Regions from separate parts of the Homo sapiens genome. Here region 2 is linked to region 1. Evidence: chromatin loops called from intact Hi-C (ENCODE). Cell type or tissue: adrenal gland. All regions are shown on one strand. Links, peaks and the distances in the headings refer to the core of each region. The heading gives the core; the rest is flanking DNA. Region 1 overlaps PHACTR2 (phosphatase and actin regulator 2). Region 2 overlaps PHACTR2 (phosphatase and actin regulator 2).

Region 1 (12,637 bases), core at 2,886-10,885:
ACTGCCATTTCTCTTCTGTTAGTTTCTTTGGGTTTTTTTAAGTCATTTTGAGCACCAATATTTGAAGGACAGCCAAGAAAAAATAAATGTCAAATTACAAATTAATTTATTTTCTTTGTTTGACATTTTAATAAAAGATATGGGAAAAGAAGATTTATTGAAATGAACGGTTATGGTGTCTTTCTTAGGACATTTTGTGCTGCTGTAATAGAGTACCTGAGACTGGGTAATTTATAATGATTAGAATATTGGCTTACAGTCCTAGGGGCTGAGAAGTCCAAGATCAAGGCAGCAGCATTTGGCAAGGATCTTCTTTCCATGTCATCACATGGTGGAAGGTGGAAGGGCAGAGAGCACAACAGAGTGAACCTACCCCTGTGAGCCCTTTTGAAAATGGCATTAATCTATTCACGAGGGCAGAGCCTTCATGACTTAAACACCTCCCACTAGGCCCTACCTCTCAACACTTTCACACTGAGGATGAAGGTTTTTGTTTTGTTTTGTTTTGTTTTTTGAGACAGAATCTTGCACTGTCACCCAGGCTGGAGTACAGTGGCATGATCTCGGCTCACCTCAACCTCTGCCTCCCAGGTTCAAGCAATTCTCCTGCCTCAGCCTCCCCAGTAACTGGAACTACGGGTGCCTGCCACCACGCCTGGCTAATTTTTGTATTTTTAGTAGAGATGGGGTTTCACCATATAGGCCAAGCTGGTCTTGAACTCTTGACCTTGTGATCCGCCTGCCTCAGCCTTCCAAAGTGCTGGGACTACAGGCGTGAGCCACCATACCCAGCTAGGATTAAATTTTAACCCATGAATTCTGAGGGACACATTCAAACCCTAGGAGCATTCTTAATACTTCCAGCACACAGCAAATGTCTTCATTTAACTATAGTGAGTATTTTCCAACATTGCCATCACTTCCAACCATTAGAACTGAACATTCATTCTTACAGCATATATTTTTTGATTGCCTTTTCTGTGCTGGGCAATGTACTAAGCACCAAGGATACAAAAGTGAGCAAGGCAATATAGTTAAGACTAGCTTTTACCAAAATATTGTCTGATGTGCCCAGGAAGTATAATGTTTAAGGTAACATCTGAATTTTGGGAACTAGATTGGGTATACGGGATTATTGTTCAATATACTAAAGAATAAGGTGCAACATGTAAAGTGTTTCCTGATATAGTCTTAAACACTCAGAGAGCTCATATCCAAAGGTGGCCTGACTCTATCCCGTTCATTTCCACAAATATTTAAGGAGTTCATTTTATTGTGCTAAACAACACACAACATACTAAGGGCTTAATATCAGTCTTCATCTCAAGTATATGAAGAACTGTCAGACCAAAGAGGTAAGCATCTGTTCTTCATTCCTACTGGGACTATAATCAGAGGGAGTGAGCTTAGTACATCATTAGCCATTGAGGCTATTTATAATAGATATTCCTGTCCATCAAGGTAGTTATAATGCTTTCCTAGAAGAGGCCATAGGGATTTTCTTCTCTGTATATTCTTCAAAATTTAAATTTCAGTTCATCCTACAGGGATGGTTTGTGTTTGCTCTTGAATTAATGAACCTGGAGTAAGTAGTCTCTCAAATTTCCTTCCAAATTCCTTCTGCCTTTTTCAAGTGGATATTTGGATTAGAATATCTGGCTCTTAGTCACTTTCTTTACTTAGAACTTTCCTTCTGAGTTATGTTTCATCAACTAATGTGTGAAAATCTTGTCATTTTATGAAGAGACTTCTGTTTGGAATACAAATATCAAAACTTTCAAGAAGACAAGTGGCTATGTATAAAAATACCTACCTCTCTTCCCATATGGCAGGGTACTAATTATTTGGTAGGCTTCCATTCATGGGCAGCTTCATCAGTAACACATATGTGTGATACAATATAAGGTGAAAACTAATAAGCCCATTTGGAGGCCATATCCAAAAGGCTACTTTGTACAGTTCATTTTCACAAACATGTATAGAATGCACTATATTGTCCAGTGTGCCCAGGAACCCGAGGGGGAAAAATGAGGGGTAAGTCATGAGTTGATTAATACAAATTTGGAATATATTTAACATCAGATATAATTTATAACATAACTCATTAAGTGTAAAATATAATAGTATAATAAATGTAAAATTTAATAGGTAGACCGAGTCTTCAGTCTGGATTCTAGACAAGACTTGCTACCTTGGTTAGGCAACTCACTCATGGTCTTCTTTGATTCCATGAACTATAAGTTATCTGCCCTCCTTATACAATAGAATACTTGTAAATTGTAGATGTATGCTGGACTCTTTGAAAACCATGAAACAAAATACAAATAGTAAGATTAGAATAATAATCAATATGATAATTAATTAGTGAACAATGACACCAACAAATAAAGGACTCATCTCTCAAATTTGTTCTGTTATTCAGAACATATTATTAATTGGCATGTATTTTAAACATTCTGTGATCACCCATAATGGCAGCCAATTCAAACAAGAATGGCTTCCAGTGGCAATCAACTAAAAACCCAGACTGTGGAAAATTTTTCCTATAAAAATAGATCTTCTCTTATTTAAGATGAGATTTCACACTGTGGAAAACAGTATGGTGGTTCTTCAAAAAATTAAACATAGAATTACCATGTGATCCAGCAATTCTACTTCCATGTATATAGCCAAAATAATTGAAAGCAGGCACTTGAATTTGTACACCAGTGCTCAAAGCAGTATTATTCACAATAGCCAAAAGGTGAAAACATACAGATGTGTATTGATTGGTGAATGGATAAACAAAATGTGTTATATACATAGAGTGGAATATCATTCAGCCTTAAAAAGGAAGCAGATTCTCACACATGCTACGACATGAATGAAGGAACCTTGAAGACATTATGCTAAGTGAAGTATGTTACATACAAAAAGACAAACATTGTATAATTTCTCTTAGAGAAGGTGCTTAGAATAGTCAAATTATAGAGACAAAAAGTAGAATGGTAGTTGCCAATGGCTGGGAGATAATGGTTATGGGGAGTTGTTTAATGGGTAGAGTTTCAATTTGGGAAGACGAAAAAGTTCTGAAGATGGTTGGTGGTGGTAGTTACACGGTAATGTGAATGTGTCTAATGCCAGTGAACTGTACACTTAAAACTGGTTAAAATGGCAAATTTTATGTTATGTATATTTTACACAATAAAAATGAGATTTCCTATTTCCCTGTTTGAGAACAAGAATATAGTCTGTTGGGTTTTTCTGATAAGTGAGAAACAAAATTTTGACAGTGATCACTCAGGTTTATAACTATGAAGTAGGGTTTTAAATACCTCATATTCTGATAAAGTTTATCTGTGTTTATTGCTGGAAGAACTTTTTACCAGAAAGCAATTTGGGGGATCTTTGTGTCTTAAAATGAAGATTACATTATTTTTGATGTGATGTTTTTATGTAAATTACTATGTATTTTTTAGTCTAGTCTTTGAAAATTGGCAATCTTTGTACATTAATAGTAACTCTTTAAATCATAGACTTTTACTAGGCTAAATAATAGAAAATTATTGCTTCCTTGCATATCACCTTTTTTCTTTCTTTCTTTCTTTTTTTTTTTTTTTTGAGATGGAGTCTCGCTCTGTCACCCAGGCTAGAGTCATATTACCTTTTTTCTAAAAAGTGTATTTAACTTGCACATTGTCTGTTATGTTACAAGAGGCAGTTTTAAAAATGAAAACACACATAGGATAAATGAGTTTTTACTATTTACATATTGGGATAAAAGCAGGATTAATTCATATATGTACTTTACATATATATATATGTATATATATATATGTATATATATATATATGTATATATATATATATGTGTGTATATATATATATATATATATATATATATATATATATATATGCTTTTTTTTATTTTTTTGAGACAGGGTCTCACTCTGTTACCCAGGCTGGAGTACAGTGGTGCTAGCATGGCTCACTGCAGTCTCGATTTCCCAGGCTCAAGCAATCCTTCCCAGGCTCAAGCTGGGACTACAGGCAAGCGCCACCATGCCCAGCTAATTTTTTATTATTTTATTTTATTTTATTTTATTTATGTATTTATTTAATTTATTTATTTTTGAGACGGAGTTTTGCTCTTGTTGCCCAGGCTGGAGTGCAATGGCGCGATCTTGGCTCACTGCAACCTCCACCTCCCGGGTTCAAGCGATTCTCCTGCCTCAGCCTCCCGAGTAGTTGGGACTACAGGTGCCGGCCACCACTGCTGGCTAATATTTTGTATTTTTAGTGGAGACAAGGTCCCCTATGTTGCCCAGGCTGGTCTTGAACTCCTAGGCTCAAGTGATTCTCCCACTTCAGCCTTCCAAAGTGCTGGAGTTACAGGTGTGAGCCACCGAACCCAGCCATATATTAATGAAAGAAGATGTACTTTTCTACGTCATTACCTTCTGGGTGCTGTGATGCAAAACAATGAGTCTCACTTTTCCAGGAACTTGTGGGATTGAGAAGGCAGAGAAGCAATGGGTGGTCAAGATGTAGTATGCTAAGCACTCTAGCGGGATCGTCTTCAGGTCCCCATGGGACAGACGTGGGGGCAAGGAATTAAACTGAAGGTCCATGAAAGCTTCCTGAAGGAGCTGAGGCTGTAGCTGACACTTGAAGGAAAAAATAATTTGCAAAATGTAGTTTTACCCTATTTGTTTGCTAAATGTATCAGATACCAAGCGTTTGCATTTTACAGATGAAAAATGTAAAACCTTGAGAATTAAGGTTTCATTTCAGTGACTTTAGCCTGGCCTATGTCAAGTGTCTGCTTTCCTCAGCCTGAAGGAAGCCCATGAAACTAGAGCTCTTTTTCTTAGTGTCAGTGCCGCCAAGGGTTGCTCTGAGCTTCACATCACTCCCATGCTTTTCTGCCTTTAACAGTTTCACAACCAAAGAGGAGCTGGGGAAGACAGTGCCTCAGCTACTGACTCCTGGGCTGATGGGCGAATCTTCAGAATCCTTTAGTGCCTCAGAAGATGAAGGCCACAGGGAATACCAAGCCAATGACTCTGACTCGGACGGGCCTATCTTGTACACCGATGATGAGGACGAAGACGAAGATGAGGATGGCAGTGGAGAAAGTAAGACTGTTTTCAAGAGGCAGGGAGGAGCGTGGGTGATAAGCAGAAGCAGCTGCAGTTTATAAAGAATAAAAGCCTCATTAGGAACCAGACATCTGATGTTTTCTTTCCCCTCATCCTCCTTTCTCAAATTAGAAATGTGTATATCCTAAAGTTTAGCTTTTGATGGGAGGCCTTTCCAGAAGATGATGTCACATGGCTGGATCTGGCCTTTGTCGATGAGCTAGATGAGCTAGATGTGCTAGATGTGCATATTAGTATTTGTGCTGAGAATCAAAGCTTTCTAATAACAGAGACCTTTCTCACTATGACCAAAGAGAGCCCTTCCACTCTGGGCCTGTTGTTGAAGAAAGAAAGTCAGTGCAGATTCATAGGCTTACTCATTGGAGGTGTTTGAAATTTTCACTCGCTTTTGTACTGGGGTTTATAGAAAGGGGAAGGAGGAATGAGTCAAGAATGCCAAATACCTCATTAGCATTAAGAGGCTGGGCACGGTGGCTCATGTCTAATTTTGGGAGGCTAACGTGGGTGAATCCCTTGAGGTCAGGAGTTCGAGACTAGCCTAGCCAACATGGCGAAGCCCTATCTTTACTAAAAATACAAAATCCAGATGGGCATGCTAGCGCACGCCTGTAATTCCAGCTGCTCGGGAGGCTGAGGCAGGAGAATCGCTTGAACCCAGGAGGCAGAAGTTGCACTGAGCTGAGATCGCGCCACTGCACTCCAGCCTGGGAGACAGAGCGAGACTCCATCTCAAAAAATAATAATAAAAAGAATGCTAAATACCTTGCTAGCATTAAAAAAAATCATACTTCCACAATAAGTAAGATAGTAGGCCTTCTAGGAAATAATAATATCATTTATGTATTAAAAATAATGGCAAAAACCACAATTACTTTTGCATCAACCTAATATAACTTAGAGATATGGAAAGTGCTTTTATTTTTTTTTAACTTTGTGCTGGATAACATGGGAGGGATTCACTGTGGACTGAATTTGTAGATTATGGCAAGTTATTACTATATTAGTGATTAAATGGCACTTTTTCAAATCCCTTTTAATTTGCATGGAGCAAAAAAAAAAAAAAACCATTATCATCCATGTGGTGTTACTTATCATTTGTTGAAATTTTCAGGATTCTGGGGTAATTAAGGGTTAAACATTGGTAGACTCTGCCAGGATGGCGTCTGAGTAGAGGAAAGGAGGAGACAAGGATTAACTGTACAGAATAAAAGCAAAAGAACTAAGTTTTTTAAACTTGAAAAAGAAACAGAATTGTGCAATCATTCATTTCTATGATCCACCCTCTCAGCAAAATAAACTGCAGCTATCACTTTCCAAACGATGAAGTGATACTTCTAAGTTTTTTCATGGTGTCCCAATATTTTTCAGAACATTAAAAAGAAATAGCGCTTCAGTCCTCTCAAAATGAACTGCATCCAACTCAAAGTCTTTTTTTCCTTAGGTTAATTAAGATTCTCCTCCTGCATGAGGAGAAAGAATTTGGTCTGGGCTCTATTTAAAGTCCATGCCATGTGTAACCTGAGTGCCACTGGCTAAAAGCCTCTCTCTCTGCATTTCTGCTCTTTTTCAATCCTCAGGTGCTTTGGCAAGTAAAATACGCCGGAGGGATACTCTTGCTATCAAACTTGGCAACAGACCATCTAAGAAAGAACTAGAGGACAAAAACATCTTGCAGCGTACATCTGAAGAAGAGAGGCAGGAAATCCGACAACAAATTGGAACCAAGTTAGTCAGGTAATTGCTAACATTTTAGGACAGTACTGACTAATTTGTATTTTTCTCCCTCCCAAAGCTTCCTACCTAACTGGGGTCATTGTGAATTCCTTATGTACAGATACATCTGGCCTACTGGGTCTTTTAAAGTTGGTCTTGCATGATGAAACACTCGAAGAACCTGTCCTTTGGCCCAGCTAGCCAGTGGCTTTGAGGTCACCAAAGCCTATTCCAGGAGTCAAAAACTTTTTTTTAAAGACCAGTTGGCAAACATTTCAGGCTTTGCTGGCCAGACAGTCTCTGTTGCAGCTACTCAACTGCGCTGCTGTAGCATAAAAGCAGCCATAAATAATAGATAAACAAATGAGTGTGGCCATGTTCCAATAAAACTTTATTTATTCATAAAGCTGGATTTGGCCTGCAGATCACAGTTTGCTCAACAATCCTGGCCTAATTTATGGACTCACTAGCATTCCTGGGAATGCCATGAGGTTCTGCCCTGTGGACTGTGAGACTGCAGAAATATTATTTGCCTTCAATGGTCTGCCTCCATCCAAGTCAGGTAGCCTTAACCCTCATATCTGAACATCCCTCTTCCAACTTCAAGTAAATGGATCATCTGACATCTCTTCCTGCCTCCAACCATTGTATAGGATTTTTGCTTTTGCCACTGGTGACTTTACAAGTCCCTTTAACTGGCAGTTTTAATAGAAGTGAGCATTCATGCCAGAGGTCTTATTTTTGATGATCAGTTTAAGCACATGTAAGAATTAGTTGTTCTGCTGACTTGTCTTACTCTGCATACACAACAGGGTGCATAACTGGGAGAAAGGAACTGTCTAGAATCCCAGAGCAGGATTTGGAGGTGGGGGGAAAATTGCTGTCCTTGCTTGGAAGTGGTATAACTGGAGGCAGGATTGGCATGGAGGCTGCTGACCATTTCTCCAGAGGAAGAGTAACCCCTAAGGCACCTCCTTACAGCTGAGTTGTGCAGAAAGGTGTCAGAGACAGCAGCTGTGGCATCTATCTGAAGGAAAAGCACAGCCTACCAGGGAACCTCGGGGGAGGCTTAGAGGGTCTCTCTGTTCTGTAAACCCTCTTGCGACTCTGGAAGAAATTTGGGAATGTTTACCAGTGGTCTCTCTCGCTCTCGTCTTCTTAATTCAGCCCTAACCTGTGACCATTTCTGGCTTCGGGAAAAAGCCAGCAGAAGCAAGAGGGACTAACGTGATTAATGGTATCGAGCTGGAAAAACCTACAGTTCTAAACTTGCCATCTTACCAAGGAAAAACAAGGGGCCTCTCTGAGGCCCAGAGAGATTAAGGAAATGTCTCAAGGACAGACATGCAGTTACTGAGTAGCAGAACCAGAATTAGAATTTCGCTCCTGGGCTCTCTGCCCAATTTTCTTTTGTATACTGTCTCCTGTTTTGTACTTTCTACTCTATGTAAGAGAGTATATGCTTCTAGGTTTTCTGATTGTTTTATTACTCTTGTTTATGTTTTACTATGAAGAAGAATGTAAATCATTGAATAATATTTGCATAAAATAATAATAGTGTTATCATAGTAAGGAGTAAAAAAGTGTGAAGTATCCTATACCCACCTCAATAAATGTCAAAGTAGCAGTAAAGAAAATTTTGTAAGTTTTTGTTAAAATCCTAAACAAACGAGGAGTTGTAATCCCAGCACTTTGGGAGGCCAAGGCAGGCAGATCACCTGAGGTCAGGAGTTCAAGACCGGCCTGGCCAACATGGCGAAATACCGTTTCTACTAAAAATACAAATATTAGCCAGCTATGATGACTGGCACCTGTAATCCCAGCTACTCAGGAGGCTGAGGCAGTAATTTTGGAGGCAGAGGTTGCAGTGAGCCGAGATTGTACCACTGCACACCAGCCTGGGCAACAGAGTGAGACTCCATCTCAAAAAAAATGTAAAAATAAATTTAAAAAATATATACTAAATATCTTACTATAGGGAGAAACCCTAAAGTCATTTCCTTTAAAAACAGAAGCAAAGAAAAATTCCTTAACCTTACTGTGCTAAAAGTCTGGTCACAATTATTTGTGGTGAAGAAAAGGTATAAATTGTAGGAAAGATATACTGTTATTATACATGGTTGTATACCTAGAAAGCTCTAAAAACTGACCCAAAATTGCTATATATAATGATTTCAGCAGGTTTGCTTGATGTAAGATTAACCTATAAAAATCAACATTATGTTTATATAACATTGTTACATAGAAGAAAATACAATGAAAAAGGGAGATTGCGTTCACGGCATAGCAACAACCGCATTTTAAATACTTAACTATTCACAGGCAGAAGTCCGTAGTCAGGTACCTAGCTAACATCCAGGCCGATCTGTTGCTAGAAGGAAAGGAGACTGTGTAATGGGGGTCAGTGAGCAGCCTCAGCCATGATCTGTAGGCCCACACATACCTGGTTTGAACCACTGCAGTTTTTGGTCTCTGCTACAGCTTAGCTTATAGTCTAATTAATATATAGCTCATTAGGGTCTAAAATAGGATGCTGTGCCTGGCCAGGTAATCTTAATATTACTGTCACATGACACTCCCCAGGTAGGTGAGCGATCCAGTATGGTGGGAGCATGGCTCCTTGAAGTCTGCCTGGCAGCCCCATTCCTTCTGTCTTGCTGCTCTCCCATCCCCTAGATGGTCTCAGCTGCATGATCAAAGCTGGCTCACACCATCATGCTGAAGTTCTAGCCTGTGGAAAAAGGAAAGAGAAAGAAGGGAGCATGCACCCAGGCATTTTAAGGATGAGAAGGGGAAGTAACAAACATCATTCTGCTCACATCCCATTGCAGAAACTCAGTCACAGCACGATACCTGGCTTCTAGGGAGGCAGAAGTCTGTAGTCAGGTACCTAGCTAACATCCAGGCCGCTCTGTTGCTAAAAGGAAAGGAGACTGTGTAATGGGGGTCGGTGAGCAGCCTCAGCCATGATCTGTAGTCTCCAAACTAATGGGAAGGAGACTTTTATTTTGCAGCTTTAAAAATGGATTTTTATTTCTCAAAACATGAAAAATAGAGCTTTGTTGTTTTATTCTGAGTCTCCTACTAGGGTACCTTGTTTTTAACCTGTAATATATCCTTTTTGTCATCATAGGAGGCTGAGCCAGAGGCCCACAACTGAAGAATTAGAGCAAAGAAACATCCTAAAACGTGAGTATTCTATACTATAGAATGATTCCTTGTGTAATCGCTAACAAGCTGCCTCTACAGATGATCGATTTATCAGTAAGAAACCATCATATATTCATTTACTCAAGATGGACTGAAATAGTCCATTTATGTCACATTTATATGTAATTGTTTATATATTTTTTTAATTTCTTGAATTTGATATTTGATTTTATGGCTTTGAGCCTTATACCCGCCCCTAGAGCAGAGTCATGGTCATGACAATTGTGTTTAAGAAAGATGAAATATATTCCATGTATTCTTTCACCCAAATATTAAATAGAAAAAGAATGCTCTAGTCTTCTCGCAAATAAATGTCAAAGAAAAGGCCAAAAGAATCCACAAGGAAACAAATCAAACATTCCTATATTATTATTAACAATACAGTTTGTTGCTAGTTTAACAAATGGCTCAATTCAAAACAAAATTTTCAATCCATTGCATTTTCCTATGTTATGATAACTCGGCTTCCTTCTTGAGTTGTTTATAATTTCTCAGCACTAAAACGTTCTCCATTCATTTTCCTACTTTATTTTCCCATTCTGTTTTTCCCTCTGTTCTCTTTGACTTTAGTTTTTACTCATCCCTGCAGTAGTATTTATTGGAGTTAGTATGTTAAAGCTATAAAGCTAATAGAAATACAGTTTGTCATGCTATTGTGTGTCAGTGTGGACAGGCACTGCAGTGAGTTAAGAAACGGATATTTTTAAATTGAGCCTAGCTGTAGTTTTATATATTGTTAACCCAGTTTCAAAAGATCTTTTTATTGTATGAAATATCAAAGAACAGGGATGGGTAAAACTCCGGCTAGTACTGCAATGGTAGTGACCCATGGTGTGGGGGAAATCCTTGTCAGCCAGGCTTTTCGAGTTATCTTGGCCTGCTAGAAGACCCCTCTTCTCCAATCTAAGATACTTTCTTTCCTTTAGGGAAGAAAGATTTTAGTAGCATATTGTATTACAGTTGTTAGTACGAAATCAATTCAACAATGAAAATGAACTACCATCCAGTGAGAGGAACTACCATCCACCCAGTCTATGGGATCACTTTCTTTGGAATGCTTTTTTCTGGCTTTTTTTTTTTTGACATAACTAGAATACAGCTCCAGGAAGGACTTAAGTGGCTACTAATGTATAGAAGAGCCAATTTGGAGGAGGAAAAATTCACGGCTAGAAAAGAAGGAAAATTTTGTGTTTTTGCTTTGCTGAGGAAGAGTAGAAGCAGCATCTCATTTTGACACAAAACAAACCAAAAAGGTTCATTGCTTTTCATGATAGGTTCCTGGGAAATGCTTGTTGAATTAAGTTTTAAGCATGCTCAAATGCAGACCCTACGCTCCTAAAAAACACAGAGATTATGTCTTACTGGATGCCTGATCCAATACCTAGAAGAAAAAGGGAAGAGCACATTTTGGGTAATTCTTTCTTGATCCTGTGAGATAAATAGTGCCAAACCACAATGGAGTTTGGTTATCTGAGGAACTGTTTCATAGATCTAGAAACTTACCGCGTGTTGATCTTAAGTGCTGCATTGGCCTTTATATCCCATTTTCCTGGAGGTTTGGGAAAGAGTGAGACACTTCAGATTTGACTCCAGCCCTTTTTTTCCTTCCTTCTAAGTTCACCTAAGCATATTTATTTCTGGAAACAGAGGCATATTTCCAGCCTAGAGAGGCTGATAACTGGCTTATGATTTCCTGACCCACTATTGTACAGCCAAGGGAGGCAGAAGAAAACTGGGAGAGGTCATCTTTCCCTGAGCAGTCACAGGAAACTGAATGGCCTAACTTACAAACACTCTACTCAGCCCGTTTGTGTCTTGGTTCTTCCACATAGATTGCTCTTGTTCGTTTGTTTGTATGTTTCATCTCCAGCTTTTGTTCAAGAACAGTAGAAAAGTATGTGATACAGTGTGGTTTTTAAGGACGTTTACTTTAACTAGGTCATCTTTTTTTTTTTTTTTTTCTGAGACGGAGCCTTGCTCTGTTGCCCAGGCTGGAGGGCAGTGGCACTATCTCGGCTCACTGCAACCCCGCCTCCTGGGTTCAAGTGATTTTCCTGCCTCAGTCGTCCCGAGTAGCTGGGACTACAGGTGCGCATCACCATGCCTGGCTAATTTTTGTATTTTTAGTAGAGGTGGAGTTTTGCTATGTTGGCCAGGCTGGTCTCGAACTCCTGACTTCGTGATTCGCCCACCTTGGCCTCCCAAAGTGCTGGGATTACGGGTGTAAGCCACCGTGCCCGGCCCTAACTAGGGCATCTTTTCTGGCAAACTAGAAAACTAATTCACAGAATAAAACATTCAACAATTTTTAGAGCCCATCACTAGTTCAATAAACATGAGTCAGATGCCAATAAATGTCATTAGTTTTCATTGGTGACCACAGGACAAATTATATTTCTTAGTGTCAATTCACCATGCCAGTCCTTACTTGATGTCTTTCCTAATTATTTTGGTGATACTAGAGCTTTTTAAAAAGACATATTACATATACGTATTTATATTATATTATATTATATTATATTATATTATATTATATTATATTATATTTAGTTATTCATTTTAGAACCAGTTCCT
Region 2 (12,637 bases), core at 2,430-10,429, 50 kb after region 1:
GAAAGAATGAAATTCTGTCATTTACACCAGCATGGATGAACCTGGAGGATATTATGTTATGTGAAATAAGGCAGGCACAGAAAGATAAACACCACACATTCTCACTTACACATAGAAGCTAAAAAGTTGATCTCATTGAAGTAGAGAGTAGACTAGTGGTTATTAGAAGATAAAGAGGGTAGGGGAAAGGAGATAGGGTGCAGTTGGTTAACAGATACAGCTAGATGGGTGGAATAAGTTCTAGTGTTCTATAGCACTGTAGGGGGACTATAGTTAATAATTTATTGCATATGTTCAAAAAGCTAGAAGAGAGAATTTTGAATGTTCCTGACACAAAGAAATGATAAATGTGTAGGATGATTGATTTGCTAGTTTGATCATTACACATTTTATGCCATCAAAATATCACTCTGTACCCCATAAATATGAACAATTATGTGTCAATTAAAAATATAATAAAATAATCAATAAAAAATTTAAATAAAATTTGATTAAAATGGACAGAGGTAGAAATTCAGATGATCACCTTTTCTATTCCATGCTACCCAGAGAACACCAGAAAATCACCCCTTCAAATAGAAGTACAGATGAAGACATGTTTTGATCTCATACTGAAATGTAGGTTAGGAAGACAGTCTGGAGCATAGCGCGTCCACTTACCAGCTGTCTCTCTCTGCCTTGGGCAAATGAGTTAGCATCCCCATGCCTCAGTTTCCACATCTGTACAAAGATGATATAGGAGTACTTTCATCGTAAGATTGTTTTGGGGATTAAATGAGGAAATAGATGCATAGCACTTGGACTTGTAAGCTCTGGTAAGTATTATATTAGGATTGTTATTATTATCTGTGTATTAGTCCATTCTCATGCTGTTATAAGGACATACCCGAGACTGGGTAATTTATAAAGGAAAGAGATTTAATTGACTCACAGTTCCATGTGGCTGGGGAGGTCTCAGGAAACCTGCAATCCTGGCAGAAGGCACCTCTTCACAGGGCAGCAGGAGAGAGAATGAGTGCCGAGTGCAGGGAGAAGCCCAATCAGATCTCGTGAGTACTCACTGTCACGAGAACAGCATGGGGGAAACCACTCGCCTGATTCAATTACCTCCCACCAGGTCCCTCCCACAACATGTGGGGATTATGAGATTACAATTCAAGGTGAGGTTTCGGAGGGAACACAGCCAAACCATATCAATTTGCCTTTCACATTGTATATAAAATATTTGATTTAAGAGGTTTTCAGTTACTCTTTGAAATATTTTTATAGAACTTCCATATTTTGCTTCAGGTTGTGGTTGACTCTTCCTAGAAAACATTTTGGAATGTCCTGTCAGGTGGGTTATTGTATATTAGTATACATTTACTTGTAATTAAGTTTAGGGGCTTCTGATTGGACTCCTCAGTCATATAGAATTATTTATAGAGCTAACAAATAACTTCCTAGATACCCCTGTGTATATGTGTTCAGTGACTTATGCATTCAACAAATAGTTATTGAGCACATCCCTAGTGAGCCAGATTGTGTTCTGGACCCTGAGAGTTTAGGACCTGTCTCATAAGGTCCTCAGGTGGTTATGTTCCAGTAGAGAAGCAAACTATTACCAAGTCAACAATAAATACACATGAGCATTTCAGATAGTGCTAAGGACTGTGAAGAAAAGGTAATAGGACAGGGGTGGGTATAGATCCGATGGCCAAGAAAGGGGTCTGTATCTGTCTGAGTTCTCCAGAGAAACAAAACCAATAAGATATATGTATATAGATATATGAGAGGGGATTTATTAGGGCAATTGGCTCACATGATAATGGATGCTGAGAAGTCCCAGAACAGGCTGTCGGCAACCTGGAGACCCTGAGATGCTGGTAGCCTGGCTCAGTCCAAGGCTGGAGGCCTGAGAGCTCGAGGCAGTGGGGAGTACTGGTGTAAGTTCTGGAGTACAAAGGGTGGGGAGCCTGGAGTTGTTGTTCAAGGACAAGAGAGGAAGAGCATGTATCCCAGCTCCAGTAGATAGATTGACATAGTCTCCTTTTCTCTGTTTTTGTCCTCTCTGGCTCTCTGGCAGATTGGCTGTGGCCACCGACACTGAGGGAAGATCTTCCCTACCTAGTCCACTCAGACTCACAAGCCAGTCCCTGAAAACACCCTCACAGACTGTATTAGGCCATTCTTGACTGCTATAAAGAAATACCTGAGACTAGGTAATTTATAAGAAAACAGGTTTAATTGGCTCACAGTTCTGCAGGCTGTACAGGAAGCATAGCAGCATCTGCTTCTGGGGAGGCCTCAGAAAGCCTCCAATCACGGCAGAAAGCGAAGGGGGAGCAGGCACATCACATGGCAAGAATGGGAGAAAGAGTGGAGGAGAAGTGCCCCACACTTTTAAACCAGACCTCGTGAGAAGTCACTCACCATCACAAAGACAGTACCAAGCCATAGGGATCCACCCCCAGGACCCAAACACCTCCCAGCCCCACCTCCAGCATTGGGGATTATATTCCAACATGAGATTTGGCAGGGACAAATATCCAAACTGTATCATTTTGACCCTGGCTGCTCCCAAATCTCATGTCCTTCTCACATTTCAAAATGCTTTCCCAAAAGTCCCCCAAAGTCTTAATTCATTCCAGCATTAACTCAAAAGTTCAAAATCTCATCTGAAAAAAGGCAAATCCTTTCCACCTATGATCCTGTAAAATAAAAAACAAGTAAGTTATTTCCAAGATATGGTGGAGATCTATACTGGGTAAACATTCCCGTTCCCAAAGGGAGAAATCAGACAAAAGAAGGTGGCTACAGGCCCCATGCAAGTTCAAAACCCAACAAGGCAGTTGTTAAATCATAAAGCTCCAAAATAATCTCCTCTGACTCCATGTCCCATGTCCTGGGTACTCTGGTGTAAGTGGGCAGCTCTACCCCTGTGGATTTGCAAGGTGCAGCCCCCAGGCTGATCTCACAGGCTGGCGTTGAATGTCTGTGGCTTTTCCAGGCACAGGGTGCAAGCTGCCAGTGGATCTACCATTCTGGGGTCTGGAGGACAGTGACTTCCTTTTCACAGTTCCACTAGGCAATGCCCCAGCAGAGACCCTTTGTGGAATCCCCAACTCCTCATTTCCCTTCCACACTGCCCTAGTAGAGGTTCTCTGTGGGGGCTGTGCCCTTCCAGTAGGCTTCTGCCTGGACACCCAGGCTTTTCCATGTATCCCCTGAAATCTAGGTGGAGTGTCTGAAGCTTCCATCACTTTTGCATTCTGTGCATCTGCAGGCTTAACATCATGTAGAAGCTGTCAAGGCTTTCAGCTTGCACCCTCTGAAGCAGAAGCCTGAGCTGTATCTGGGGCCCTTTGCGCCAAGGCTGGAGCCAAAGTGGCTGGGATGCAGGGAACAATGTCCTGAGGCTGCACGAGGCAGCAGGGCCCTTGACCTGGCCCTCGAAAAAGTGAAAGAGTGATGTTGCCTCTGTGTATCAAATGCAGGCATGGCGGTCCTCACATCTGCCCAAGGTTACAGTCAGGGATAGACTAAGAACAGAACTCAAAGTGGACACATTCCTGCTTTAGTAATAAATTGCCTACCAGTTTTGTAAAGCTTGGTATATCTTATTTTTCTTTTGACTTTTGTCAAACACAGAAGTAATATAAGTCCCTCGTATCCAACTAGCAGCTCCTCAGTTATCAATTCGTGGCCCATCTCATTTCACCTGCTCTTATTTTTTAGTTTTTCATTTTGTAATGCTTGTATTCAACACAGTGACGTTTAGTAAGTACTATCACGTGCCGGAGATTGTATTCAATGAGTATGTAAAAATGGATAAGAAAGTTTCCTTCCTCAGCTTCTCATGATCCAATAGCAAAGGCACATGTATCCAAAGATTATATAATGTAAGCAATAACTGGCATAAGCCAAAGGTTATGGGAACACAGGAAAGAGAGCAATTAGTGCTTCCCTGAGCAGTGGAGAAAAGAGTTTGGAGAACTCACAGAGTGAGACTGCATAAAGCGCAGATGGTAAGAGAGATAAAGGTAGAAGAAAGAGTAGGCCAGGTGTGGTGGATCAAACCTGTAATCGCAGCACGCTGGGAGGCCGAGGACAGATTGCTTGAGTGCAGGAGTTTGAGAACAGCCTGAGCAACATAGCAAAACCCCATTTCTACTAAAAATACAAATATTAGCTGGGCATGGTGGTGCATGCTTGTAGTTTCAGCTACTTGGATGCTGAGGTGGGAGAATCACCTGAGCCCAGGAGGTTGAAGCTGCAGTGAGCTGAGATCGCACCACTGCACTCCAGCCTGGGCAATAGGAGTGAAACCCTGTCCCCCTCTGGAGCTCCCCCCAACCCACCCTGCAAAAAGTAGGTAGAGGAAAGGGCATTAGCGCAAAAGCCTTTTTGGGGCAAGTGATTGAAATGGAGAGTATTTGGAAGCAGTGATAGAGATATAGCTAGAACCATGAGTTGGGCCACTTTCTGAAAAGCCTTACTTGCTACTCCAGGAACTTTAAATTTTATTTTGTTGGCTTTCTTATTTTAATTTTGTTAAGGGACAGGGTCTTACTATGTGCCCAGACTTGTCTTGAACTCCTGGACTCAAGGCTGTCCTCCCACCTCAACCTCCCAAGCAGCTGGGATTACAGGTGTATGCTACCATGCCCAGCTTAAATTTTATTTTGTAGGTAATGGGGAACAATACGATCCTTTTGAGAAAGAACTGGGTTGGGCGCAGTGGCTCGTACCTGTAATCACAGCACTGTGGAAGGCAAAGGTGGGCAAATCGCTTGAGACCAGGAGTTCAAGACCAGCCTAGGTAACATAGCGAGACCCCCATATCTAATTAAAAATAAAAAAAGATTTTAAAAACCCCAAGAACTGAAATGATGGAACCAGTATTTTTAAGGATAGTGTGAGCAACAGTGAGGAGCATAGATTTGATGGAGAGAGCCTGGGACAGGGAAACCAATTAGGAGACTGGCTGACCAGAGCAGATGAGCATTCGACTGTAGAAGACAGAGTGAAATGCTAGGCAGAGTTGCATAAATGTGGAATTGCAGAAGTAGGCTGAAGAGCTTGATCACTTAAGGCTTTATGGAGAAGATAACTTTTGACCTTGATCTTGAAAATGAAAACATAGATAGGAAATGAAGGGAAGGAATTGCAGTATTAGTGAACAGCATGTTCAAAAGCACCGGGCTACAAAAATGCAAGGAATGTTCAGGAACTCACAAGGAGGGAAAGGAAGCCAGCTGGCTGGCTAACAAGCATACCGTAAAAGTAGTGCCAGCAAAAGATGGAACTTTAATGATTCCAAGACAGGCAGTTGAGGCAGGACTTGGTGACTAATAGGAAATGCTGGATGAGGGAGAGAAATGAATTGCTAATCTGAGGTTTCTAGACCAAAAATATTTTTAAAGATAGAATATTAAATAAGACAAAGTGCAAAGGCAGGTTAACAAGGAAAGCTTTGTATAGTTGTGGACATGCTTAGTATATACCTGTGGAACATCTGGGGGGAAGCGCCCTGTGGGCTTTTGGAAATTCAAGTGTAGAAAGTAGATTTGGAGTCGTCAGCAGGAGATGATGAGAGGCTGAAGCTAATGAAAAAGTGTCTATTTGTTACTGTGCTTTTATAATACAGACGAGGTGTACCAAAATCCCTTTGTGAAACATCTCCCTCTGCTTGATAAAGGTTAGAGCACGATGCTCAAGAATAGTGATGTTTTCTGTCTTGGTTGCTGTGTAACTTGAATACTATAACCAGCATCTTTTATATAAGGTTTCCTTATATGCTTATATGTAAACATATATATAAGGAAAGCGTTTATATATGCTTTCCTTAATAATATTTGTAACAGTATTTTGTTATGACAGAAATTTGTAAACAGTAATTCAGTTGGGGGATATCTGGGGTACCTTTTCATTGTAAACATGACCACGCCTTATTCAGCTCACTGCATGCAGAATGTGCTCCTAGGCCACAGGCTTATAGTTTCTATTTCTTACTCCAGGTTTCATCGTCCATAACGAAGAGTGAGACTATTTGGAAACAGAGACTGATCATCTTTGGGGGAAGCCCTGCTTCCTGAAAACCTGATATTGCACTGGGATTTGAATGTGTGTGTTTCCGTTTAACTTGTGGTGAAGGAAGTGTGTGACTCAGCTTGGCTGGGAAGTGCTCCTCACCTGTGTGGCCCAGATGGCTCCAACAAGCAAAAGGAAGGATGCAGTGACTCTTGCTGCCCAGAATGCACAGCGATGGTAAGAGACACCGTGGATATTCTTCATCAGAAGCTTTAATCAAAGAAGATGAGCAGAAGACAATCACTGGCTCCCTGTTACCAGAAAGCCAAATTTTATAATGCGGGTGAAAGAAAAATATAGATTAAAATTGCTGGGCACTGAAAAGGGGTGGGAGTTGGAAATCAGAAAGAAAGAGAAATATTTCATTATGTTAATGAAGAAAAGAGAAAATTGAAGCATAAATGTATTTTTGAAGTAGTTATTCGGTAGCTGAGAACTTATTAAGGGATTTAGGAATTTAACCTCCTGATGTGGATTCCTCAAAGACTTGATCGGAGAATACTCTTGTTTCACCATTATGTTGGTACAGTATAGTACCATTATTTTATGTTGTGCCAGTGAATCCAGTTGCCAGAAATAAGTCTGAATGTTTTCATGCATCTTTTTCTTAAATGCAAGAGCTTCTACTGACTCTTAACAAGCATGCTTACCCAAATTTTGTTGCATGCTTTTAAGTAGCATTAGCTATGCACACTTGACATTTTTAAATATCCCTTTCCTAGTGTACCAGCCTTCACAGGATAAGAGGACTGGGAATAAAGTCAGATGTAATGTGACCCTAGAAAACTGTAGCAAGCTTCAGAAATAAATCTTTTGATCTTTCCCTATCTTGATTAGATCCAAAGTCAAAGCAACCATACTTCACCTAGAGAAGACAGTATTGGCAATCATGACACCTGTAATAAAAACTTGAATCCAAAGTCAAAACTTAAGCAAGATACAAATGTGCTGCCTGCAGTTAGTCCTGCATGGGAATAAGGACTAGTTATTTTTTTAGTGCTGCATTTTTTTAAAGTTGGATTGCTGCTATTTAAAAAAAAAAAAAGGACACAGATCAAAAAAACACCCAAAGGCTTAACAGAACATGGAAAGTTCCCACTAAGTTGTGTGTGAGGAAATCCTCATCTTGTATTTTAAGAATCTGCAGATGGCATCCATAGATACAGTACAGTATTTACTGTCAATGCAAAAGAATCAGTGAGGTTAAAGTAGTGGAAGTTTTCCCTATGAGCCTACAGTCTGTATTGTTTACATTAAGAAACTCTCTATTATTGTGTTGCTATTTTCCATGGAGTCACAGGCACACTATGACTTCTGCTCCCAAATACATATGACCATATGTAAATACCACCTTGCATTTCATTGTTCTTCACAAGTGCTTTGTGCCCCTTTAATTAAAAACACATGAAATGAATAACAAAACAAGACCCAAATAGAGTTTATTTTATTCTCAGAGTTTGGACTACAATTTTCTAAGATGTTTCTGGTTCAAGACTGTCATTTTCTATTTCAACCGAAAAGTAAGCATTTAACCCGGTGAATAAATGTAGATCCTGCCATTCATTGGTATTTTAAAGAACCACTTGAAATCGGATCATTTTATTTAAAAATAAAAAATGTTAATGCCAGTTGGCCTACTATAAAAAGCCAGGACCATGTTAGAATTAGGAAAAGTAACCAGCATTACTGCACCTCTTGTTAGACTCTGTGCATTAATAAAACACACCTAGAGTCTGTTGTCATTTCACTAATAGGATAAGACAAATTTTTTGCTTTGAAAAAATTTTTCTGCATGCCCAGGTGTCTGTCTCTGGCTGAGGTTTTGTCTATTTTACAGTGTTTCAATCCAGCCATAAAAATTAACTTGTGATTTTTTTTTTCCCAAAGTCATGCTTTTCCTTAATTATATTTTTATTTTATTATTTTAGTGTCTTGAGAAAAATACCAAGAGATATAATGTTTCTTTTAATTGTCTATGCTTAATCATCTTTAAACACTTTTTAAATTTCTAACCACAAGACCTCTCTATAATGGTAAATGTAAGACATCACCATTTTATCACTCAAAGTATGTTATTGAAAGTTTCTATTTGGTTGATAAAAGGAACAATTTTTTCCCACTTTTGATGCCTGTGATGCAATTTTTTATTGCCTACAATGAGATACACTTAGTACAAAAAATGAAAATCTGGTATTTCAAAATTGCATTTCTTGTATAATAGGTCAGATTTATTAACTACTCATACTTTTTCTTTACACTAATCGATACATTTAGAAAAAATTTTCTAAGTTAGAGACAAGTTTAAAAGTAAAAAAAAAAAAAAATTAGCCACTGCTAGTCTACTGTTTAGGTAATCGGAATCACCAATTATTTTATTAGAATGATGGCTTGAGTAAAAAGCTGTGGAAAGAATTAAAGGATTATGAGCTAAGCTGTATTTTGCAGAATATGGTTCTATTTTAGTAGAGCAGAGATGAGACATATCCCCACCGGCCACCCAGCCAGAGGTCTCCTACCTGGGGGCCCTAAAGGGATGCAGAGGTCTGGCCCACCCTCCGTGCATAGGCACCTCTGTCCACCACCAGCGTTTCAGCAATCCAACCAGTAAGCATATGCTGTATAGGAAAAATAAAAGTGTGTGGGAATTGGATTTCTTTTGTTGTAACACAATTCCAGGTTTTTGGCTATTTAAAGTTTGACATTAGGCTGACATCGAGGAAGTAAGTGGGTTTTCCTGAGTTCCCAAGATATGATTAAGGAAGAAAACAAACCCATCTCCAGGAAGATCCCAGGCAGGAAAGAACTAGACAGATGTAGAAACCAAAGTGACCATTTTAGTTTTTTTATTGGAGAATAAAACATTAATATTAGGGTATTAAGAAGATGCTCAGCAAGCTTGATCAGAATCTTCATGGTCATTACCAATCAGTCTGACAAAATAGTTCTCTGGTAGTCAGCATTCATTTAAGGCAGCTTGCCTGATAATTTCCTGTGTTATGTGAAGTGTCTTGCACTTTCACATGTTAGCTATAATTCCTTAAATTACTTAACTGAAATCTGTAATAGAGAACCATTTTGGCATTTGAACAGCTATTTTACATGGAGAAAAAGCAAACACATCTGTTTGCTTTACCCAGAAAAACTGACTTTCTGGTTTCATCTTCATATTGTTTAGTAGCATAATGAGAGTAGTCCTTTATCTTTCTCTAATGTTAGTAAATATATTCTGTTAGTAGGAAGTTCTGAAATTGAAGGGAAAATATATTTAAGGAAATAAAGGAATTCAATACACCCTTCAAAAGTCACCAAATACTGAAAATAAGAGATGAGTCCTTAAAACCTGAGTCAAAAAAGGTCCAGTTTTACAGCCTGCAATTAATTCAGGGCTGCGTTGGCATTAAAAAAGAAAATATATATATATATATATATATATATATATATATATATATATATGTATATTATATATACAGTAGCTTACACTTAAAAGAGGAAAAATTTGCATTAACATTGCATATTCTGATATGTACCATATTAACACATAACAGGCATTTTATTTATGCTTCATAGAATCAGACAGACACAACTTTCAAAAATCTTACTGTATTCACAATAGAAAAGGGTAGTCTTGTCTACCACAGAGGAGTATGTCCACACTTAATAATGAAAACTTTCTTCCTTTCCTGCCCAAAAATTTCTTCAGTCTGTTATTATTTTTAAGTGCCCCTTGCTGCAAATTTCAAACAGAGCAAGAAATCTTCCTCAGAGTAGGTGGTATGAAATTAAACTAGTACAATATATATGAATTCATGTCATTTACCCCTGAGTATGGTAGAATTGTTAAAGCATTCTTAAATTCCAATTATATGAAGCCTATCATTACTAGGAAAAGTATATTCTTTGGGATAAGAATTAATTTCTTCACACTATTAGAGCATGTTGTGAGTAGTAAGGAACTACTTAGATGCAATTTATTTACAGAATTGTCCCTTGACCTCTTGAAATGGCTAGATCTTTCACTACTGTGTAGGTAGTCTCTACTTACTGGTAGGATAGATTACATTGCTTTACTGGACAAAGCAGAATGAACTTATATAACTAAAATATGTCCTATATTGGCTGGGTGCGGTGGCTTACACCTGTAATACCAGCACTTTGGGAGGCCAAGGTGGGTGGATCAGTTGAGGTCAGGAGTTCGAGACCAGCCTGGCCAACATGGTGAAACCCTGTCTCTACTGAAAATACAAAAAAAAAAAAGTATCTGGGCATGGTGGCTTGTGCCTGTAATCCCAGCTACTTGGGAGGCTGAGGCAGGGAAATCGCTTAAACCCGGGAGGTGGAGGTTGCAGTGGGCCCAGATCGTGCCACTCCACTCCAGCCTGGGAGACAGAGCAAGACTCCATCTCAAAATAATAATAATAGTAATAATGAATAAAATAAAATAAAATATGTCCTCCAGGGAAAAGCAATGACAGAGTAATCACCAAATTAATAGGAACATCTTTCTAGAGAAAGTACATGCCCAGTTAGTTCAAACCCAGGTTTCAAAGAAGTAGCACTGGGCTCTACTGTAAAGGCAGGCAGTGACCAAGAGGTGGTGGGGAGAGAGGTAGAGTACCCTCAAATCATTCCCATTTTCACTTCCAATTTCCCTTTTGTAATCATTAAGCTTAAGCTATGTATGGAAATGCAAAGCACCATTAGCATTTCTAGAAAGCAGCTGGAACCTTACCCACCAATGCTTTTTTGAAGACAGTATCATCCCAAATTTAAAAATCCTATTGTATATGTTGTAAAATTTCTGGCAAAGAAATGGAGGATCCTGTGGCAGCTATTCCCACCTAAAGCCAACCCTATAAGGATGGGTCATTTTTTAGCCATGCTAGGATTTACTGCACACACAAAAAATGTCATTTAGCTTGTCACATTGCTAGCACAGCTGCACATATGAGCAAAGCACTGTTGGTCTGTGTTTCTCAGTGGGGGTACTCTTGGCATTTGGAGCTGGATAGGTCTTTGCTGTACAGAATCATCCCATGCATTGCCAGATGTTTAATATCCCAGGCCCCTGCTGACTAAATGTCAGTAGCATTCTCAGTCATTGTAAACACCAAGAATAAAAAGCATTCCCCCAGGTTCAAATGCCCTCCCTGGGAGGTTGGTATCACCTCCCCTGAATGCCACTGTCTACTGCATTTTGAGGACACAGGGAGAAAAAGTGCCTATCCTCAAACATTGTCTCTGCTGCCTTGCATTTCTTTGGGCCCTGAATGGTTTTTCTCCCTTCATTTTTCGAGCCTTTCTCTCAGTGCAGCTGTTCTTCAGGGAGGAGGTTACTGGGCAGCCTTGGCCATTCAGTGGGCATGGGGACTTGGCCTAGTCCCTATATATATATACTTAAAGTCCCTATATATACTTAAAGGAGAGATCATACATGAAGAAAGCTTTTTTTTTTTTTTTTTTTTTTGCCTTACAACTTTTCTTTAGAACCACATTATTGGTCATAATCCTTGTTACTGTCATGAGGATTGTTGCATGGGTTAAACACAAACACAGACTAGCAATGCACTTGAACAAACCTGGTGGTCTTTGGAAATAAATCACCATTAGATTTCACCTGGTTATGCTGCATCCCATAAGTTCCAAATGAATCACCTGCTTATCCTATTAACGAAGCATTTAATTCACACACAAATGCTTGAATTTCCCCTGTATAAATGTAGTCATGCGATTCAACTTTTCTAATAAGATTTGTGAATGCTGCATCATGATGAAAATGTGGATTAACTGTGGGTTGCATGCCTGTTGTTCATACTTCAGTGATGGTCACACACAAAACAAGATGAGTTTTACTTAGGTGAAACATTATTAAACTGTACTAACAATACAGAAACATATTCTCTTTGTCGCTTTTTATCACCAAAACTGAATGGCAAATATGTCTTGACATTACTTGGATGAACTGTGGCTAGCAAAATGGAATTAACTTAGCCACTATAATTTTTTAAAACATTAAAGTTTCTAAATTGTTTTTGGGGCCGAGTAACGCAGAGTCAATAAAGGTGGTTATATTGTAAGCTTTTAGATGGTGCTTAAGAATTCTTATCTTTTTAAATAGCAGTATTTTTTTTTTAAGAATAAATTGTAAGGAGCAAATAAGGCAGAATGCCACTCTACCCTCAGGTCAATTTTATGGTATATGAAAATGCCAGTAATATTTGTGCCACTTGCCAACTCGGGGGAGGAGGGGCTTTTCCCTTACTGGATACTTTTGTTATAGTTTGACTATGTCATTATGTTGTTTAGAGAGCCTCCACAATGAGAAGTTGCCACTGCAGGGCTAACTCGCCTTCAGAAATAATCAGAATGATTCAAGGGTCAAACCACTTTCATCCCTTAAAATATAGGGACTAATATTTCTTTTTCTTTTTTTTAAAAAAAACATTTCTTCTGTGGCTTAGAAATGTGCCAGTGTGTTCAAAACATTTACACCAATTTCACCAGATTTAGGACCTATTAAAAATTCAAACAAGTTTCTTTTTTTTTTTTTTTTTTCTGTGTAACAGGG

Evidence for each region. Hi-C counts contacts between places; a loop is a spot of excess contacts. Peaks named below come from ENCODE experiments on the same cell type or tissue, not always from the same donor. Only the 100,000 strongest peaks of a DNase experiment are listed, where the experiment ranks them.
Region 2: it touches region 1 in a loop (1.8-fold over the local background); 3 of 110 quality-filtered maps call a loop at or near these places.

The regions. Positions count from the first base shown.
Region 1 is chr6:143,767,342-143,779,978 of GRCh38, forward strand. It overlaps PHACTR2 (phosphatase and actin regulator 2), which reads left to right. Exons shown (of 13, transcript NM_001100164.2): 7 at 4,917-5,116; 8 at 6,718-6,874; 9 at 9,987-10,042. Among named protein-coding and RNA genes, the nearest start is that of LTV1, 70 kb to the right of the region's middle. In adrenal gland, for the core only: no CTCF peak of the experiment used is centred there; no DNase peak of the experiment used is centred there; H3K27ac peaks cover 2,871 bases.
Region 2 is chr6:143,817,675-143,830,311 of GRCh38, forward strand. PHACTR2 (phosphatase and actin regulator 2) reads left to right here. Exons shown (of 13, transcript NM_001100164.2): 13 at 6,000-12,637. The coding sequence ends at 6,015. Among named protein-coding and RNA genes, the nearest start is that of LTV1, 19 kb to the right of the region's middle. In adrenal gland, for the core only: no CTCF peak of the experiment used is centred there; no DNase peak of the experiment used is centred there; H3K27ac peaks cover 1,085 bases.